2 separate regions of the Homo sapiens genome follow, and region 1 is linked to region 2. Evidence: read pairs that join two places in POLR2A ChIA-PET (ENCODE). Cell type or tissue: PC-3. All regions are shown on one strand. Each heading gives the region's core, and the rest is flanking DNA. Links, peaks and the distances in the headings are about the cores only. Region 1 overlaps AGO3 (argonaute RISC catalytic component 3). Region 2 overlaps AGO3 (argonaute RISC catalytic component 3).

What was found. Peaks named below come from ENCODE experiments on the same cell type or tissue, not always from the same donor. Only the 100,000 strongest peaks of a DNase experiment are listed, where the experiment ranks them.
Region 1: POLR2A ChIA-PET joins it to region 2 with 6 read pairs; 5 of 35 experiments call an interaction of 5 or more read pairs at or near these places.

The regions. Positions count from the first base shown.
Region 1 is chr1:36,007,024-36,009,947 of GRCh38, reverse strand. AGO3 (argonaute RISC catalytic component 3) reads right to left here. Exons shown (of 19, transcript NM_024852.4): 7 at 1,171-1,258; 8 at 904-1,051; 9 at 354-473. It overlaps LOC105378647 (a long non-coding RNA gene), which reads left to right. Exons shown (of 3, transcript XR_001737972.2): 3 at 77-569. Among named protein-coding and RNA genes, the nearest start is that of TEKT2, 76 kb to the left of the region's middle. RefSeq lists an enhancer at 970-1,471. In PC-3, for the core only: no CTCF peak of the experiment used is centred there; a DNase peak (open chromatin) is centred at 1,207; H3K27ac peaks cover 1,288 bases.
Region 2 is chr1:35,939,337-35,942,260 of GRCh38, reverse strand. The region is part of intron 1 of AGO3 (argonaute RISC catalytic component 3); the gene reads right to left. Among named protein-coding and RNA genes, the nearest start is that of AGO3, 9.7 kb to the right of the region's middle. In PC-3, for the core only: no CTCF peak of the experiment used is centred there; no DNase peak of the experiment used is centred there.

The DNA of each region.
Region 1 (2,924 bases), core at 127-2,626, 68 kb before region 2:
AAAAAAAAAAAAAAAGAATTTTAGTATTGCTAGTCATAATTCTTTGACTTTTCCTCCTATTTCCCACCTCTTTTAGGTGGAGGTTCCAGTTTACTAAATGGAAACATTTCTTCTGAGAGGATCTGTTCCCTGGATCTACTTAAAAAGCTCAGGGTTAAATGAGAAGGACCTAACCCTTCTCATATAGCCCACCAAGGCTTGTATCAAGAACATTAGATTACTTCCATGATTGCTTTTAATTCTGACAGTCCATGAAATGGTCATAAGGTATGGGTTGATAAGGACATGGTTCTCTAGTATTACAGTTCACCCTAATATGTTTTAAATTCTCATTTCTAAGGTTAAGTACTAACCAATCTGCTAATTTCCTCTTGTCTATCTGGTGCAGATCTTGCTGTTGCCTTGATCATAGTGGAAGTCTGATTGTCTGTTAGCTTCTTGATACATCGTTGCCCTGCCACAATATTACAGACCTACAAATGGAAAAAAGTTTTGTACTACATGTATATATCTTTTTTTTTTAGCTCTTACTTAGTGCCAATTACATGTAAATAAAAATTTAAAATCAACTTCATTAAACCACTTATTTTCAATATGTTAAGTAAAAAAGTAGTAAACAAGACAGCTCTACAGTAATTAAGTATAATTAAGTAAAATGTACACCAGATGAAGACTGAAAGAAGTATAGTATACCAAAATGTTAACAGTGGTTACATTAGAGTGGTAGGATTATGGATGAACTTGTTTCGTGTTATTTCATTACAGAAAATTTAGAATAAATTAAAACTTAAAAACAGTTCATATTCCAAAATAAATGTTCTGTATGAGGTAAGTTATCGGCCATAAAAGACCCCAAAAGAATCATGAACAACAGGGTATTAATTAGCAGTGTGAAGGCATTACTTCTAGTGGCAGGTAGGTGTGTTTCTGTTCCTGCCCGACTTGCAGACAGGGAAGGTGCGGGTACTTCAGCTGAAGAGTATACTTTTCTCTGAAATACTGCGCTACTGTTCTCTCCACAGTTTGGCCGTTTTCTAACTGTAAAGGAAAGCTGAGGAAAAAAAAGTACACATGAACAATTCTTGCCCATTATGAGCCAGAAAAACTCCCAACCCCACTAACTAGAGCAAGCTGCCTCACACCATCGCTGCTCTGACAAACTTTTCTTACGTTTGATGACTGGCAGGCCTCCTTGTTACATTACAAACACGGTATTTCCGTCTCATTGTTCCACAATGAGTCACTTCAACCTTCAAACCTGTTCCCAACAAGAAAAATGGAGGTTACAGAACTGTCACATGTAAAATATTTATACTTATAAAGCCTGTTCATTACCATAAAAACTCAATTCTGAACAGACAAAAAATTCTGTGATACAGGCAAGATGATATAAACACCAGATTTTACATATAACATTGCTAATAATGGTCACAGTCATGACAGACCTAATGGCAAAATTTTTCCTTACCCCATCAAGCTCTACACATTAAAAAATAAAATCATAAAATTTGCAAAGCCCATAGATCAAGGGCCAAAATCTTCCATTAATAAAAAATCCTGTTTATAATAAATTCAGGTATTTATGCTGGGAGAGGGAAGGAGGAATGAAAGAGGAGATCCAATAATTCTCAAGGTATTCCATAATTTCAAATTATGTGATATTTACCTAGCCCAGTCATCACATACTGCTTGAAGATCAGAATTTTGTAAAGCTCAAGAAAGAAGTCCTTTAAAGATTTATAAAGCAGGAGAAAAAAATTCCAGGCATTTTTAACAGAAGCAAAGTGACACTTTTATAGAGGTATAATATAGTGACACAGCTCTTTTCCAATACTATTAAAAATCAAATGTAACCAAAATAATTCCTAAAGTAGGTGATCCCTACCCTCTTATGGAGTCAAGATCCCTTTGAGAATCTGATGTAAGCAATAAACTCTCAGCAAAATGCACATATACATAATTTAGCACATGATTTTAGGAGTTCTTGGATCCCTGCCGTCCATCTGTGGACTCTAGGGGTTCAAGGATCCCAGGCCTGCTCTAGAATGTGAAGAAATGGGCTTTAAGCTGTTGGCTGAAGTTCTTCGAGATGAATTTTCTGAAGCAGTGCTGTCAAAGAGAATTTTCTTGAGGTGATGGAATGTTCTACATTTATGCTAATATGGTAATCACTAATAACATGTTACTAAGCATAAGAAATGTAGCTGGTGTACCTAAGAAACTGAAAATTTAATTTTATTTAGGTTTTTTTTTTTTAGTTTTTTGCTCTTGTTGCCCAGGTCAGAGTGCAATGATGCAATCTTGGCTCACTGCAACCTCTGTCTCCAGGGTTAATGTGATTCTCCTGCCTCAGCCTCCCAAGTAGCTGGGATTACAGTACCCGCCACTATGCCCAGTTAATTTTTATATTTTTAGTAGAGATGGGGTTTCGCCATGTTGGCCAGGCTGGTCTTGAACTCCAGACCTCAGGTGAACCACCCACCTTGGCCTCCCAAAGTGTTGAGATTACAGGCGTGAGCCACCACGCCCGGCCTTTATTTTAATTAATTTAAATTTAAGTAGCTACATGTGGTTAGTGCAGTCTTAGCCTAGAGAAGAGTTAACAGGTACACAGAGGTCACAGATAAGCAACTCCTTTCTAAAGTTTGGCCTAGACTCCAAGGGATAAAGTCCAAAATGGGGTAGATGGAGAACAACTTTTAGTTCCCTGATAATACTTATGGTTATTACTCTTTGTCATATTTCTCTTTCATATTTGTGATTCCTATACTGCAGTGGTTCTTAGCCAGAGGGCAATCTGTCCCCCAGGGGACATTTGGCAATGTCTGGAGACAAACTGATAGGCATGACTAGAGATGCTACTGCTTTCTATTGAGTAGAGGCCAGGGATAGTATGAAATATCCTGTAATGCAGAGAACAGCCC
Region 2 (2,924 bases), core at 153-2,652:
GAGTTTGTATCAGGAATAAAAAATTGGGCTAACAATAACTTTTATTCAGTGTAGATGAAAAGAGACTAAAATGCTGCCTGAATCATTTGTTTTTAAATTCCGCTTTGTGTTTTTTTAAAAATCTCTTCAGAGGGCATAATCTTTCCTATCCTAGCCTGAGATAAGTAATACTGTACAAATTCCGTACTAGCCCTTAGTACTGGCTCTGCCAATTATCTAATCATTTGACTGTCACCAAATACTGTCCCTGAATTTGTTTCCTGATCTAAAAAATGAAAATAATACTTGATCTGCCTCTTTCTTATGAAACTTGTCAAGATCAACTTAGAAAATCCACAAATTCTAAAATTTATCAAGTTCTGACTATGTCTCAGGCAATGTGCTAAGTGCTTTTATTTTACACCATGCAGGGCTAAGTTTTTGTATTTCTGGTAGAGACAGGGTTTCACCATGTTGCCCAGGCTCGTCCTGAACTCCTGAGAACAACTGATCTGCCCACCTTGGCCTCCCAAAATACTGGGATTACAGGTGTGAGCCACCAAGCCTGGCCTGCTAGGTGCTTTTACATGCATTATCTCATTTAATCTTCATACCAACCCTATAAAGGAAGGAATCATTTTACAGATGAGGAAAACTGAAATAATTTGCCTAAAATTTTTATAGCTAGTAAGTAGGAGAATTGGGATGGTAACCTGCCATGCTGGACTCTCTGTTCTGTTCCATTAGTTGTTTCTTTCACCAATACCACATTATCTTGATTACAGTAGCTTTATTGTGAGTCTTGAAGTTAGTTAGATAGTGTCAGCCCTCTGAGTTCTGAGTGAAAAAGTGTTATGATCTGACTTAAATTTTTTTTTAAGTATCACTCCAGCTGCTGTATGAAAAATTATACATAAGGGTACAAGCAGGGAGACCAGTCAGCAGACTATGTGGCTGTCTAGGTGAAAGATAATGTTGGCTAGAACTACAGTAGTACAGTTAGGGGAGTGATGTGGATGTGGAAAACATTTAGAAGGTAGGCCTGACAGGAATTGTTAAATGGACTAGATGTGGGGTATGAGGAGAAACATTCTCAAGGTTTTTTGGTCTGTACAACTGAAAGAACAGAAGTGTCATTTACTGAGATAGGAAAGACTCAGTGATAGTAGCAAGTTTGGAGGGGAAATCAAGAGGATTTTAAGGATATGCTAAATTTGAGGTGTCTACAAGTAGATGAATAGTAAGCAGTTAGATGAGTGTGGAGTTCAGAGGAGAGGTCCAGGCTGGAGGTGTAAATGTGGGTGTCCTCAGCATAGAAGTGTTATTTAAAACCACTGGATTAGAGATCAGACAGACTGTGGCATGGATACAGAATACTAACCCCAAGGATACTCCCAATATTTAGAAATTAGGGAAATGAAAACAGCAAAGGAACTGGAAAAGTAACAGCCAACAAGGTTGGAGGAGGACCTGGAGAGAGTGGTACCCTGAAAACCAAATGGAGAAAAACAGTGTTTCAAGAAGAAAATGTCATTAGATGTGGATGAAATAAAATGAAGATCTGGGAACTATTGGGTTTAGCTAAGTCTTTGCTGACCTTGATAAAAACAATTCCAGTCAAGTGCTAGGGACAAAAACCCAACTGTAGTAAGTTCAAAAAGAATGGCCTGAATTTGATCAAGCCCTTGGATCCACTAGCAGTTTACAGGAAATTCAAAGGATTATGTTAAATTAAATTGTAAAGATGGAACCAGCAAAATCCAGATCGTGAAAAATTCTAAAAGGACAAACAGCCCATAAATTGCAGAGGAGAAAAACAAGGAGAGAAAACTTACCGATTAAGACACTTAAAAGACATATCGATCAATCACAATGTGTAGAACTTATTTGGATTTTGAATCAAAAATTTTTTTTAGGCTGGGCGTGGTGGCTCATGCCTGTAATCCCAGCACTCTGGGAGGCTGACGCGGGCGGATCACCTGAGGTCAGGAGTTCAAGACCAGCCTGGCCAACATGGTGAAACCCCGTCTCTACTAAAAATACAAAAATTAGCCGGGCGTCATGGCGCATGCCTGTAATCCCAGCTACTCAGGAGGCTGAGGCAGGAGAATCGCTTGAACCTGGGAGGTGAAGGTTGCAGTCAGCCAAGATCATGCCACTGAACTCCAGCCTGGGCAACAGAGTGAGACTGTATCTCAAAAAAAAAAAAATTTTTTTTTAAGGCAAACAGTTTAAAAAATAATATGTGAGACAAGTAAAAATTTGAACAATGATTAGAAATTTTTATAAGTGATTATTATTTTGCTGTGATAATGGTACTATATCATGAGTCCATAACTTTTATAGTTACTACTAAATATGAATAAAATCATATTATACCTAGAATATGCTTCAAAAATATAAAAGAGGGAAAAGTAGAAGAGAAGCGATTGGACGTGGGTTGATGACTGCGTTTGGGTGGTGGGTACAATAGAGTTTATTATACAGTTCTGCCTATATGTATACATCCTAAATTCTCTATAGTAAAATATCATAAAAAAGAGAGAAATGGCCATTTCCTTTGCATGTGTCATCTCTTCTTACTATCCCATTGTACAGATAAGAAAATTAAGGTTAAGGAAGATTAAATGCACTGCCCAAAGTAGCAGTTAACTTTTTCTGATAGACTATTTTAGGGAAGTTTTAGGTTCACAGCAAAATTGAACAGAAGGTAGAGATTTCCCATATGTCCCAGGCCTCCTGCCCTGACATACACACAGACACCCTACTATCAACATCCTCTACAAGAGGAGAACATTTGCACTCAAACCTATACCGACACATCATTAATAAATTTCAGTTAATTTAAGAGCCAGAATCTGTCTCTAAAACCCATGTTTTTTACACTATATCATACTGTCAATTTTTTTCTCCATGGTCATTACTTTACCTGGTGCTTTTTAAAT